Linked DNA regions of Homo sapiens: region 1 is linked to region 2. Evidence: read pairs that join two places in POLR2A ChIA-PET (ENCODE). Cell type or tissue: OCI-LY7. All regions are shown on one strand. Each heading gives the region's core, and the rest is flanking DNA. Links, peaks and the distances in the headings are about the cores only.

Region 1 (7,252 bases), core at 1,729-5,728, 170 kb before region 2:
AGCTGATTATTTTATCTTTAATTGGACATTATCTGCTCAGTGCAGGAAATACAAAAAAGCATAAAGGAAAGAATTATCCAGAATCGTGCAGTATCAGTTTTGGTGTATGTGACTGAAGTTTTTTAGTGTGAAAATAAACTTAAAGTCCCTTTAAACATAGCCTCTTGTTACATTGTTTTGTTAGGCTGCCTTATATAAGCATTTTTATTGGTGCGTGTTTGGCAGGCATCTTGTTAAATGTTCATGTATAAAGATTAATGAATAGGACTCTCCTGTTCTGCAAAAAGCTCACAGTATAACTCCTGTTGCAGGTTGCAGCTTTTCTGCTTGAGCTACATTTCATTTGGTCCTCTATATTTATCTTATAAAATAGAGACCCCAGTTAGGTGCTAACTAGTTGTACAGTCCTGTCCAGTTTTGCATACATATATTTTAGGGGGACACTACTCTTTAACTTTGCTATTGATTCTTGAGAGATGAATTGATGTTGCATATATGCTGCATGCCTATATGTGGGATGGATTTAAGACAGCTTAAATTCAAGATATAACAAAATTGAATACCATCACGTCCAAGAGCTCGGCAATAAAAGGACGGCAGCCTTTAGAGAAACGTGTCACTGTGACAGACTCACAAACACGAATAATGTCAAGCAGAGGCAAACAACCAAACCCAATTAAGATAATACTTATTCCAGTGTAGTTTAGACTAATCAAAATGTGGGCTGGGTACCCTTAGGGTGTCAAGACCTTTTTAGGAGGGCTGTGAGGTCAAAACTTTTTTTTTTTTTTTTTTTTGCGATAGAGTCTTGCTCTCACACCCAGGCTAGAAGGCAGTGGCGCAATATCGGCTCACCATAACTTCCGCCTCAGGGGTTCAAGCGATTCTCCTGCCTCAGCCTCCCGAGGAGCTGGGATTACAGGCACACGCCACCATGCCCAGCTAATTTTTATGTATTTTTAGTAGAGATGGGGTTTCACCATGTTGGCCACGCTGGTCTTGAACCCCTGACCTCAAGTGATCCACTTGCCTCAGCCTCCCAAAGTGCTGGGATTACAGGCGTGAGCCACCGTGCCCGGCCCAAAACTGTTTTCATCATAAAACAACATTTACATTTTTGGGTCTATTCTGTCATGAGTGTACAGTTGAATTTCTCAGAGGTTACATGAAATATACTGTAACAAGTTGAACACAGAAGCAGAAATGAGAATCCAGCTGTCTTTTATTAAGCAAGACTTAGAGATCTGCAAAATGTAGAAAGACTTAGTGATGAGTGTCACCAGAAAATAGTTCATGTTTCTTACATTAGCACATAGTGGGTCTGTTTTTAAAAATGAATATTTTTAAAATCTAATTTCTAATGTGGAAAATTCTGAAATAAAACGCACAGAAATGAGAACTCTTTGGGGTCCCAAGAACCACTGCTTTAAACCAAAGATTAATTTGAAAGCCTCTGTCAGAAACCCAAACCCTAGCCAGTTAGAACTGTCTTCCCATGTTGGCCTTTCAGACTAAGTCCTAAGTCAAGGTTTCTTAATTTCTAGGTCGCTATCTCTTTTTGAATGCAATTGCAAATCAGCTCCGGTACCCAAATAGCCACACTCACTACTTCAGTTGCACCATGCTGTACCTTTTTGCAGAGGCCAATACGGAAGCCATCCAAGAACAGATCACAAGGTAAGCGAGCAGCTTATTTTTTAAATGCTTCAAAAGGATCTCCTCCCTTTCATCTTTTTTTTTTCCTCTTTATGCTTTCAGTGTTCAGTGAAAATCCGTTTGGTTGGTTTTTTTTTTGTTTTTTTGAGACGGAGTGTTGCTCTGTCACTCAGTCTGCAGTACAGTGGCGCCATCTTGGCTCACTGCAACCTCCGCCTCCCAGGTTCAAGCGATTCTCGTGCCTTAGCCTCTCAAGTAGCTGGGATTACAGGCGCCTGCCACCACGCCCAGCTAATTTTTGTATTTTAGTAGAGACGGGGTTTCACCATGTTGGCCAGGCTGATCTTGAACTCCTGACCTCAAGTGATCCACCCGCCTCAGCCTCCCAAAGTGCTGGGATTACAGGCGTGAGCCACTGCACCCGGCCTTCAGTGAAAATCTTTTACATGTCCAATAATGTGTTAAATGTGGGATACAATTGTGAGCAAAATGGATGGTTCCTGCCCTCTTAATACTCATTCTGATGGACATTTATCACAAGATAGGGAATTATAAATCGCAATCATGGCTTAAATGAAAAGTAGTTTACCACAAGGCACATTTTGATTAAAGGTCAGGAGTTTCTCTGAGGTGGTGGTGATAACCAGTCCTAAATCATGCAGGCCTATGAAGTCTATGTTAAGGAACTTGGACTTTTCCTCATTACCTCTGGGTTGAAAGCAGTAGCAATAACAGGATCATACTTGCATTTTCCTAACAATAGTTAGGAATCTGTTGCCAGATTGCCTAGACTACATATAGCATTAGAGAGATTGTGATACACACACACACACACTTTAAAAATTGGGCCAGACTCTTAAAACTTGCTCATTTGCCTAATTAGTCACCTATGGTGCTAAATATGGTATTCCTTTGATTTGTGTACTAAAATTTAATATCTTATTGGATGCTTAGATGATGATGATCCATTTTGTTTATATAAAGCTGCAGTAAGTCTCCTTGGACTTGTAATCTTTGTTATGCTTCATGTACAGTTGGTACGTGAAAGGATATAAAGTTAAGCCAATGCTTACTGGCATTCGGAAAAATTTTACCAATTTACATGTGAACTAGCAATGTTAGCTTTTTTTTTTTTTTTTTTTTTTTTTTTTTTGAGACAGTCTCGCTTTGTCGCCTCCTGAGTAGCTGGGATTACAGGCACCTGCCACCACGTCCGGCTAATTTTTTGTATTTTTAGTAGAGACGGGGTTTCACCATCTTGGCCAGGCTGGTCTTGAACTCCCGACCTCGTGATCCACCCGTCTTGGCCTCCCAGAGTGCTGGGATTACAGGCGTGAGTCACTGTGCCCAGCCTGCAGTGTTAGAATACTTAATTCTTATTTTCTGTTTCCTTTTTATTGAGAGTGAGCTTATTTATTTATTTAATTTATCTGTTTATTTGAGACAGGGTCTCACTCTGTCTCCCAGGCTGGAGTGCAGTGGCACCATCTCGGCTCACCACAACCTCCACCTACTGGGTTCAAGCGATTCTCCTGCCTCAGCGTCCGACTGCTGGGATTACAGGCATGTGGCCACCATGTCTGACTAATTTTTATATTTGTAGCAGAGATGGGGTTTCACCATGTTGGCCAGGCTGGTCTCGAACTCCTGACCTCAGGTGATCCACCTGCCTCGGCCTCCCAAAGTGCTGGATTACAGGCATGAGCCACTGTGCCCGGCCTGGGAGCTCATTCTGGAAATTACTACTTTTTGTACTAACTTTGTGTGCCATGTACTCTGGGCTTTATGTGGCTTCCTCTCCCCCATCACCCCTTATTCTGAACAGCTGTGAGGTAGATACCATTATCTGCACTTTATATAAATACTTAGTCTTCTACGGCTAAGAGCAGGGTTCAAACCCAGGTATTCCAACCTGTGCTATTTGGAGTATATTAATCCACCTGTCTTTACTAAAGGTGAAAACTTTTGCATGTGGTTCAATAGTCAGGGAGAAGTTAGAAAAAAAGTAATGGAAGAATAATCATGAATTTGTATGCTTCTATACATTAACTAGCTCTTTCTCCCTTTTTCCAGAGTTCTCTTGGAACGGTTGATTGTAAATAGGCCACATCCTTGGGGTCTTCTTATTACCTTCATTGAGCTGATTAAAAACCCAGCGTTTAAGTTCTGGAACCATGAATTTGTACACTGTGCCCCAGAAATCGAAAAGTGAGTTCAAAGTAATTTTTAATTGTCTAGGAATGAGACTGGAGACTGAAAACCATCTGTCTCTAGGTTGGGTCAGCTGAATGAGATGCAAGGTATTGTTAGGCCTACTCTTTAATCAGAGATTTGTAACTGTCTTCATCCTTCAGGTTATTCCAGTCGGTCGCACAGTGCTGCATGGGACAGAAGCAGGCCCAGCAAGTAATGGAAGGGACAGGTGCCAGTTAGACGAAACTGCATCTCTGTTGTACGTGTCAGTCTAGAGGTCTCACTGCACCGAGTTCATAAACTGACTGAAGAATCCTTTCAGCTCTTCCTGACTTTCCCAGCCCTTTGGTTTGTGGGTATCTGCCCCAACTACTGTTGGGATCAGCCTCCTGTCTTATGTGGGCACGTTCCAAAGTTTAAATGCATTTTTTTGACTCTTGGCCAAAATTTAGAAGATGCTGTGAATATCATTTTGAACTTGTGTAAATACATGAAAGAGAAAACCTTTGTCTGGAACTTCTTGGCTTTGTGCAAGCTGTGTCCAAGGCAAGTACATAAACTGGTACCTTGTAATGAAGAGGCAGCTGATGCCATGCACTTGTCTGAGGGCATAGCTCCATGTCTTCTGACATTCCTGGTGTCCCAAAGAATAGCAAAAAGCCAGTTTGAATATTATGTAACTTATTTTTTTAATGTGGACAGGGGACCTTGAAAATCACTAAGTTATTAAAAATGTGGATGTGCTAGAATTGGATATGTCCAGGAACATGGGAAGGGCTCACTATTGGAATCCCATGAGTTTCCATTTTGTCTCTACCCAAACGTATTCCAAAGCTGACTGCATTTGTACCATCTTATTTCTTTTGGGGATTATACACCTCAGCCGCCTGAGATGGGGGTCAGCTCTTTATATAAAGGGAAACCAGACCAGGCCTAAAGCCCACCCCTACCCTCACCCCCCCAATCCTCTCCTGAAACTTAAAAACAGTGGGAATATAGGAAAGGGAACCAAATCTCATTAATTAATTGTTCTCCCCCATTACCCCACTGAATGAATGGCCATACAGGCTAAGCTGAATAATGACAAAGTTGAAAGGACCAATACAGCCCCTTTTATAAGGATTTTGAATGTTTTGCAAATGTATTGGTCCCTGTGTTGTATTTTGTAGCCTTTTCCTGGGCTTCAGCTCCCCTACTTCTTGTATGTGTATGCATACTGTAGCTAACCATTAAAGTCATGACACACACATGAGTCCACTGTGCCTTTCTCAGTAGCAGCAGCCAGTGCTGGTGGTGAGGAGGAAAAGTGGACAATCCAGCCCTGCAGACCTTGGGGCCATGGGGAACCACCAACTAACTTCTTGCTGAATGATTGATTGATTGATTGATAGGTCATTCCTACTACTAAGCTGGCATGTTTAAGGAAATTGTATTTTTCTTCCTATTTATTTCAACACTGGACAAATGCTGGAGCAGGTTTATCTGGTTAAGCTGAGTTTAAAATACCCAGTTTTAATATCCTTTTCCCCCAGGTATTTTTTTTTTTTTTTTAAAGAAAATGAGTAGATACGTATTTAAAAACTTAACCCACTTAAAATTTGCCTTACCTTTCATGACTGTCAAGTTTTATGGCCAGAGAGGACAAAACAGTTCAAAATTAAATAATTGAAGTCCTCCTTGAGTGATGTCTTAGGGTTTATTCCCTGAGAGGTGGTTTGTGCCATCTAGACTGAACTTTGGGTAACTATCGAGTACCAGTTACACAGCTTATTAAATCCAGAGTCTTTTCAATAAAGGTTAAGTGACTTCCTCAAACTAGACTTAGATTTAAACCAGGGGTCTACCTCCAAAGTCTATTATTAAATGCTGAAACACAACAAGACTTACTTATTACTACCGTATGTCCACTGGCTTTGGTTAAAACTGAGAACAAAACATCTGTAACATGCTTTAAGTAACAATTAGCAGTGATTCCCAAGTCTGCTGTTCTCAATCCTAAAACACATCACCCTTACCTGAGTTAATCCTAGCACACCAACTTTGCTACTTTTCCTCTTGGTGTTTAGTAAGCAAAAGAAAGATCCAAATTTTCCTCTTTTTCAAACATCAATGAGTATTAGCTTAGAATAAAGTTCTTATTGCTGTTCCTTCAGGGAACAGGGAAACTGCTAACTTGTCAGCTCCAACAACTGATGTAAGATCATCTTCTGACCATAGCGAACCTGTAAGGCTTGCTGTTCCCTCCAGCTGAGTTTCGCATAGACTTCCTTATTACTGAGTAAACCTTGGTCAGTTTTTAAGTCTGTGGCATAGGTCTGCAAAGTCAGTAGAACACTGTTTTGAAGCAGCTGTCTCCACGATGCTTTGAGCTTGGGAATATTTGTGATCGTCAGGCTGCCCTCTTCCCTTTTATCATCTCCCCCTCCATCCTGGTCTTTAAGCTCTCTGAACTCCTCAGCAGGCATGCACAGTACCTAGAAGCAACCACAGAGCTCTTTAATTAGATGTACTGCTTTTGTACTTCTGAAATGACTCAGGAGACTAAACTCATCTTAGCATTTATTAAAAATCCCACATTTCCTCTCTCATCTTCTAGCTATTTTGCTTTAAATACTTAGATTATCAGCATTAAATGGCCATTTTCAGCCGTTTACCTTTAGTGTGGTGGTCAGCTCCTCTTCAGTCAGCACCTCCTCCCTCCCTATCACAAAGGCTCCCTCTTCCCCTACCATCTCCAGTTTGCATAGGAAATCCCAGCGCTCGTACACTAGGTGCCTTTCAGCTTCAGTTTTTGTTCCTGTAGATGAAACAGCAATGTGAAAGTCTCAGTACACCCAAGGGTTCATTTCTTCTTTAGTCTGCCACCCAGTCTACAAAGTCAACTGCTATTTAGCAAAGCTATTTAACCTGAGGCATGGGTATAGACACACCATCAGTGTCAAATATTGAGTTAATGATACACTCACCCTGTAATGCTGCCTCACGAACTGTCACCATCTGAATGTCAGCTGTGTCATCTGTGTTGTCAGGATATGGTTCAACAAAACCGTACATATGAATCAGTTGCCAGTTAGCCATTTGCCCATAAGTGTTGAAAATCTCATGGCCTTTAGGAATGGGCTGAGTGGCTACCATCCGAAGACAATTCTGAGGTGAAAGGGAGAAGCTGGGGCCATGCCTTTCACGGGCCAGCCCCATGAAGATTATTTCCACTTAAGAAGAGCCTTCAGCAGGTGTAGTTCAGCCATGACTGATGCTGTTAACTACCAAAGTTCTACCTTTAGTTCCTGTTAGACCCTAAACTGTGAAACAAAAAAGGGTTGGGCTAACTTTAAAAGGCCAGCTTCATGTTTAACTGGGTGGATTTCTGCACAGTCCTCTTCAGCACTTAAAAAGTTGCTAG
Region 2 (7,948 bases), core at 1,595-5,594:
ATTTTAACTCAAAAATACAAGGGGAGACAGGGTTAGTGGCAAAAGCAGAAGATAGAAAGATGCATGGCAGGAGCCCATCAGGCACAGATTGCCATGAATAAACAGAAGCAATGAGGTAGAGAAAGGTGCAGAGTGGAGAAGGAGGTTGGATGGGAAAGTGGTGGGGACTGACCCAAACAAGGGCAGGGGGAGGGAAGAGGGAGGCAAAATATTCTGTTCTCAGAGCCAGGCTTCACTCTTACTACTACATGGGTCTCCATCAGGCCCAGCTGTGGCCGTTTCTGTGCAGTCTGGTAGGCAGGACCTGGCTGGGTGTATCTGATCTTTCTGTTGCAGATGCCTTCATGATAAACCCCTAATAAATCACCTGATAAGCTTCATAAGGCTTCATGATAAGCCTTTATGTTAAGCTTCATAAGGCTTCATGATAAGCCTTCCCATTAAACCCCAATAAATCGTCTTCGGTCCTCCAAAGCCTGCCTAACACAGGGGCTCTACTTTGCCACCTGGGTTAAAATTTTCTCAGGCACTTGGAGGTGCCCAGGCGTGAAATGGCCTGCAAGGTGGTGGAGCTGGGCTGTGAACTCAGTTTCCAAAGCTCATGGTGGTGGGGCTCTGTTCATGGCATCCTAATGTCTAATGCCTTAATTGATAAGGCAATGAATAAAGCTAACTGAGTCAACCACAGCCTCTTCCCAGGTTATGCAATGCAGGCTCTTATTCAATACAGGCTTAGTTTTTATAAATCATATGTTTCCCTTTGCAGAAGACTGCAACTCTTCGGTAATCTTCGGGGCGGTACCAGATGGTATCCCAACCCCTGTGTGTATGTAGCCAGCTCATTTCAACTTGGTGACAGTGATACAGGAGGCAAGGAGGACAGAAAACGACTAGATTATGTTTATGGTGGTTGGTATTGTATGATTAAGTCATTGTTTTGTCTGCCCTGAACCTCTTTCTCCCTCCTCTTTCTTGAAAATTAATGGTTTATTTATAATTGATGCATAATTGTATATATTTATGGGGTATCATTTGATGTTTCTGTGCATGTGTACATTTGCACAATGATCAAATCAGGCTAATTGCCATATCCATCACTTTCAACATTTATCATTTCTTTGTGATGACAACATTCAAAATATTATCTTTTAGCTATCTTGAAATATACACTACATTGTTTTTTGCTGTAGTCACCCTACTGTGTAAGAGAACACCAGAACTTATTCTTCCTGTCTAACTGTGATTTTGTACCCACTGACCAACTTCTTTGGGTACCCCTCCTTCTCTCTACTCTCTCCAGCCTCTGGTAAGCACTATTCTACTCTCTACTTCTATTAAATCAACTATTTAAGATTCCACATATGAGTGAGATCATGCAGTGTCTGTCTTTTTGTGCCTGGCTTATTTCAGTTAACATAATGTCCTCCGGGTTAATTTATATTGCTGCAAATGACAGGATTTCCTTCTGTTTTGTGGCTGAATAGTATTCCATTGTGTATATCTAGCACATTTATTTTATCCATTCATCTCTTGATGTACACCCAGGTTGATTCCATATCACGGTCATTGTGAATAGTTCTGCAATAAACATGGGGGTGCAGATGTCTCTTCATTGCACTGATTTCCTTTCCTTTGGATAAATTCCCAGTAATGGGATTGCTGGATCATACGGTAGTTCTATTTTTAATTTTTTTGAGGAACCTCCATACTTTTTTCCATAACGGCCATACTAATCTACATTCCGACCAATGGTGTATAAGCATTCCCTTTTCTCTGCATCCTCGCCAGCATTTGCTATTTTTTGTCTTTTTTATAACAGCCATTTAACTGGGATGAATTGATATTTCACCATGGTTTTGATTTGCACTTCTCTGATGATTAGTGATGTTGAGCATTTTTTCATATACCTGTTGACCATTTGTATGTCTTTTTGGAGAAATGTCTATTCAGGTCTTTTGTCCATTTTAAAAATCACATTATTTGGGGATTTTTGCTTTGAGTTCCTTATATATTCTGGATATGAACCCCTTGTCAGATGTATAGTTTGCAAGTACTTTCTCCCAATCTGTAGGTTGTCTCTTCATTTTATGGTTTTCTTTGCTGTGCAGAAGCTTTTTAGTTTGAGGTAATCTCATTTGTCTGTTTTGGTTGCCTGTGCTTTTGAGGTTTTATTTTTTTAAAAAGCCTCGCCCAGTTCAATATCATGAAGAAGTTCTTCTAGTAGTTTCTTCTAGCAGTTCCTGGTCTTACATTTAACACTGTAGTCCATTTAGAACTGATTTTTGCATGAAACATGCTTCTCTGTCCACACCAGCAATGTGGTTTGAATGGGAGCTGGCAATTGCAGACTCCAGACTCCTGGCTAGAGTTAAATTGGATCGGGAATGGGTATCTGCTCTTTCTTCTCTCCTACATCCTGGGAAAATAATGATAGCCCCATCCTATTCACCTTTCATTAGTCCAGGCATGGACCAGTCCAAGGCCAGGCCAATCAGAGCACTTCTCTGGGTTTGTCAACTTGGAGCTAATGAGGATGTTCAAACGTGTGGAGAATGTTCACTCCCTCCACTCCCTTCACTCCACTCCTTCCACCAAAAAAAAAAAAAAAAAACAAAAGTGGAAAAATCAATTTGTAACATAAAATTAATACCTTAATCATTCTAGATGTATAACTCAGTAGTGCTAAGTTCTGATTGTTTCAGGTTGCTGTGTAAACAATCTCCAGGACGCTTTTCAGCTTGCAGAATGGAAACTGTGTACCCATTAAACATCTTCCCATTTCCCTTCCCCTCAGTCCCTAGTAACCACCATTCTACTTTTTGTCTGTATGAATTTGACTATTCTGAGTACCTCCTATGAGTGCAATCATACAAAATCCATAGTTTTGTAGTTCTCATTTACACTAAAAGAATGATTTTAAGAAACTCTACTGAACTGAAATTGCTTGCTTACAGTTTATAAATTCTCTGATTATATTATAGTCTGATTATTTAACTGCTGTAGGATGATCAGTCCTATTGTACTTTTTGGAATTTCCCAAATGAGCCATGGTAGACAGCCTCTTCATTAATCTTCATAATGACTGTACCAGATGGTATCCTGAGTCCTATGTGGATGTAACCAGCTCAGTTTCAACGTGATTACAGTTCTGCTTCAGTGGCTGAATCTGTACACTAGCTGTCCTTCAGTGAGGACAGTTTGCCCCCAGGGGACACCTGGTAATGTTTGGAGACATTTTTGGCCATCATAACTGGGGGACGGTGCTGCTGAACATCTTGCTGCACACTCAGCAGTCCTCTTCAGCAAGGAATTACCCAGTGAAAACGTCCAGAGTATCACAGTTGAGAAATCCTGATCTACACAGTAGTGATGTTTCTCTGCTTCACACTGACCACGATTTTCCAATCAAGGAATCATAGGGAACATAATGAAACTGAAAAGCGTCTGCTTGTCCCGAAAAGAGACCTAGGGAGGTTCTAACTGCTTCAGTCTACAAACAACAAAAAGATTTCTGAACGGTCCTTTTCCCTGTTTAGTGATTCCAAGACTTCAGCTTAGGTGAAAGTTTTATAACCTTTTCCTACATCTTACTTTAAATTTGTGGCATTTTGTGATAGAACCACAAATTGTACCAGTATTCTGGTTTTTTTGGAGAGAACTTTTTGGTTAGAATTCCTTCTTTTAGTTATCATGCAAGATTGAAACTCTCCTCTCTCAAGTGGTCTGGAAGATGAATATAATCCACAAATTTATCTCTTTGCAGCAAATATCTCCATATTAGTACCACCATGTAAAAATTAATCCAAAATATATAGTGCCCAGATAATTCTCTCTACTTGGTAGCCAACGTCTTGCAATAGAAATCTTCAAAATTCCAAGTACTAGTATTTCCCTGATTTCCCAGAAGAGGAGGTGAAACTAGGCATGTTAGATGTTATTTAACAGTCTAATTTAGAAGTAATCAAGAGAAGTCACGGAATCTAATAAGCTAGTTAGCAACTAAATGAATCCCTGAGTTTAAGTTAGATACCTAGTGATGTAGTTAACTTCTCTGTATTGTTAAACAAAAATCCTGGGAGGCCACTGTTTTGGGCTGAGCTCCTACACCATGACCCCAACAGACAAGACCAAACCAAAATGGAATCACTCATGCTAAATGCCAATAATTAAACTGAAACATTAAGGAAGCAGGGAGATTCCAAACAGACCAGTTTCCCCTGAAAACATGGGATTCCAGTCTATCTGAGTTAGAACGATAAGAAGGTTTCCTCTGCTTCAATCCTTCCAAAAAAGTAACCAGAAGTGACCTGATGTTAACCAATCAGTCCTTTTTTTCTTGAGACAGGGTCTCCTTCTGGCACCGAGGCTGAAATGCAATGGTGTGATCATGGTTCACTCCACCTCCCAGGCTCAAGTGATCCTCCCACCTCAGCCTCCTGAGTAGCTGGGACCACAGGCACGTGCCATCATGCCCAGCTAATTTTTAAATTTTTTGTTAGAGACAGAGTCTCCTTATGTTGCCCAGGCTGGTCTCGAACTCCTGGGCTCCAGCCCTCCTGCCTCCTTGTTCTCCCAAAGTGCTTGGATTACAGCATGAGCTACCATGCCCAGCCTCAGAGTGTTTTTATGATGTTTTGTTTCCTTGGTCTCCCTGTGACTTAGGGCAAGTACGGCTACCCCCTCTTAGGAGAGGACACTAAAGGCCTGAGTGTCCTGTCTGAGGTCCTCAGTCACTCCAGGACAGAGGCCCAAACAGAAGCCAGATCTTGGGCTGTTGAAGTTGCCCTTTGTTCATCCTGAGGGCACGACTGCTGTGTTTACAGATTATCACATAGGGATTTTTAAAAGTATAATTGGCTAAGTTTCTTCTTCAGATGCGTTAAAGAATCTGCCACCCAGGTGCCTGAAGGTGTGGTACCTGGGCAACTAAAGGTCTATGGGTAATCAATTTATTCCCAGAGTTAGGATTGGAAAAGCTCAAAGAGTATGATGAAAATGTAAGTAGTGTGTGCTAGACTTCTAGACTGTCTGTGAAATCAGCAAAATCTCAGAAAAGCATAGAAAACATAAAAGACTTTAAAGAGGTGCATCCTGTCTGCCCTTGGTTTTCATCCGAGCTGTCATTCAAGGGCAGCCCTCTGTAGAGAAACGACCCTGGACTCAGTAAGCAGCAAGGTTTAGGGAAGCACACAGCCCCTGAATGATCAACCTGGCGGTCGCTTGCCTTGTATTCTTTTAGGAGTTAAAAATCTTTCTGAAAGGTGCTGGGTGAATTGTGCCTTTGTGATTTGTTTGGTGGTGCTCTGAAAATTCCTTGTCTCCGTTCCTAATTTTAGAGCCAGCAGCTGTCACTGCTTTGTTCTAACAAGTCAGTAATTTTCCATTCTCCTTGCTTCCTTGGATTTCCTTTCTATATCTAATCACTCACTCTGCAGGGGCTTCTAACTTGGTCTTCTCACTTAAAAATTTTTATTATTAATTTTTAAATTTATAATTGGACCTTGTCATTTCTTTTAAAACCCCAAAGAAGGATGTGCATGTCACATATTCTGTCATTTGGTGTTTTGTTATTTCTGTAAGTTAGTAATTGCTTTTATTTTTGTATTTTTAGTAGAGACGGGGTTTTGCCAAGTTGGCCAGGCTGATCTTGAACTCCTGACCTCAAGTGATCCTCCCACCTCAACTTTCCAGTGTTGGGTTTACAGGCTTGCCCACCGCGACAGGCCTAGTAATTGCTTTTAAAAAGTTAAAGTATTACCTTTTTATTTTACCTGTATACATTGTACTTATACAAACCTTCTTACAGTGTGTGATAGACATAAAGTTTTATCATAAAATGTTATGGCATTCGGTGTTTTGTTTGTTCGTTTGTTTGTTTGAGACGGAGTCTCGCTCTGTCGCCCAGGCTGGAGTGCAGTGGCGCGATCTCGGCTCACTGCAAGCTCCGCCTCCTGGGTTCACGCCATTCTCCTGCCTCAGCCTCCCGAGCAGCTGGGACTACAGGTGCCAGCCACTGCGCCTGGCTAATTTTTTTTGTATTTTTAGTAGAGACGGGGTTCACTGGGTTAGCCAGGATGGTTTCCATCTCCTGACCTCGTGATCCGCCCGTCTCGGCCTCCCAAAGTGCTAGGATTACAGGCCTGAGCCACCATGTCCAGCCGGCATTCAGTGTTTCTTATCTTCATTGCGCCCAGCCGGCATTCAGTGTTTTTTATCTTCATTGCAGCAGGGTTGCTTTTGTTTGTTTCTTATTTGGCCATTTATTTATTTTTAGGATTCTATGGGTACCAACAGAATTCCTTGAAGGTGTTTTGCAGGTGGTATCATAACTTTATTTTTCTATTTTAATTTTGCAGTAGTCTGGGATTTGCTTCAAATTAATCCAGATGGAGGGGAAGGGGATGTAGGTTAATGAAACAAGACTGGCCATGGTAACTGTTAACGTGGATCGTGGGAGCATGGTGGTTCATTATACTACTCTGTCTACCTTTGGGTATGCTGGAAGTTTTCCATTATAAAAAGCTTTGAAGATCTTTACATCAAGATTATTTCTAATAATCTTCCTTTAATTAAGATAAACTCATTGTACAAATATTGCCATCTATAGGTGGAAAATATATTTGTTTTGATTTGGACAGGCTGCAACATCAAAAAAAGGAAAAAAATTATTGTAATCTTGATCTCTAACCTGACTCCGAAATATTATTAATGTTACTACTCTTTTCTCAAAACTCGCCATTAATATGAATCACTAGGTATAACGCACATAAATTTCTTTATGAATCTCTGTTCTATATATAGTAAAATTCATGTTTGAAAAAGGTCAAATTACATTTTAGTGTAAAGGCTCAGGACTTTTTAAAAAAATGACTTGTGATTTTTGAAGGTTTGAAAACTCCAAATCAGAATATAATTTAAAAATGTAGTTTTGACCCTTTACATATTTTTGATGACTTGAGAATGTATCTGTATTTTAAGTCTCATATTCGTGTGAACTTGACATTTTCACACAGGTCCACAGAACGGAAAGTTGCTGCTTTCAAATTTGGGGAAAATATAAGAGAAACTTCTTTAAATCATATACAGTAGACAAAGATACCTTATGAATACCAGAAACAGGTGACAAAAATAAATACCCTAGGGGTTAAGCAGAATGTTCTGGATATCGAACTTGAAGCTTATAAGCATTCTTTGTTTGTTTGTTTGTTTTTTGGTTTTTTTTTTTAGATGGAGTCTCACTCTGTCACCCAGGCTGGAGTGCAGTGGCGTGATCCCGGCTCACTGCAACCTCCACCTCCCGGTTCAAGGGATTCTCGTGCCCGGGTTCAAGCGATTCTCGTGCCTCAGTCTCCTAAGTAGCTGGGACTACAGGTGCACGCCACCACACCTGGCTAACTTTTGTATTTTGAGTAGAGACGGGGTTTCACCACGTTGGCCAGGCTGGTATTGAAATCCTGACCTCAAGTGATCAGCCCACCTTGGCTTCCCAAAGTGCTGGGATTACAGGCGTGAGCCACCGCGCCTGCCCGGCCTAAAGCATGTGATCATTCTGATACCAAGATAAGCACAGAGTTGCCATCAGAGCATATTTCAGGCCTCCCTTCCTGTCCTGTGGTTACAGTTGCATGTTCACTCAATCCTCCATTGTATTTTGAAGAGTAAATTGTACTCTACATAGTTGTTGTGTCTTTCAGATACAATTTATAATACAGTTGGGCCTATTAAAATTCCAAGAGTAACAACCTTTTCCAAGATGACCTTGCCCAACATTTTTGTGTTATTAATTGTGTCTGTAGGACCTCATCTGCCCCCTTCTGCTCTGACAAGATATTCTGAGAAGGACAGAGTTGCACTCAGTAACGAAAACATGTTACACGGATCCTGTAAGCCAAATCTATTGACCAGGAGAGTTGGGACACACACTTTCACATTTTCTGGAACAACTTGT

The links. ChIA-PET counts read pairs that join two places held together with the same protein. Peaks named below come from ENCODE experiments on the same cell type or tissue, not always from the same donor. Only the 100,000 strongest peaks of a DNase experiment are listed, where the experiment ranks them.
Region 1: POLR2A ChIA-PET joins it to region 2 with 5 read pairs; 4 of 35 experiments call an interaction of 5 or more read pairs at or near these places.

Annotation. Positions count from the first base shown.
Region 1 is chr16:58,517,795-58,525,046 of GRCh38, reverse strand. It overlaps SETD6 (SET domain containing 6, protein lysine methyltransferase), which reads right to left. Exons shown (of 8, transcript NM_001160305.4): 6 at 6,816-6,996; 7 at 6,504-6,646; 8 at 1,205-6,323. The coding sequence ends at 6,018. CNOT1 (CCR4-NOT transcription complex subunit 1) reads left to right here. Exons shown (of 49, transcript NM_016284.5): 47 at 1,545-1,677; 48 at 3,730-3,864; 49 at 4,011-5,096. The coding sequence ends at 4,089. Among named protein-coding and RNA genes, the nearest start is that of SETD6, 5.9 kb to the right of the region's middle. In OCI-LY7, for the core only: no CTCF peak of the experiment used is centred there; no DNase peak of the experiment used is centred there.
Region 2 is chr16:58,344,396-58,352,343 of GRCh38, reverse strand. No RefSeq gene overlaps it. Among named protein-coding and RNA genes, the nearest start is that of GINS3, 44 kb to the left of the region's middle. In OCI-LY7, for the core only: no CTCF peak of the experiment used is centred there; a DNase peak (open chromatin) is centred at 3,163.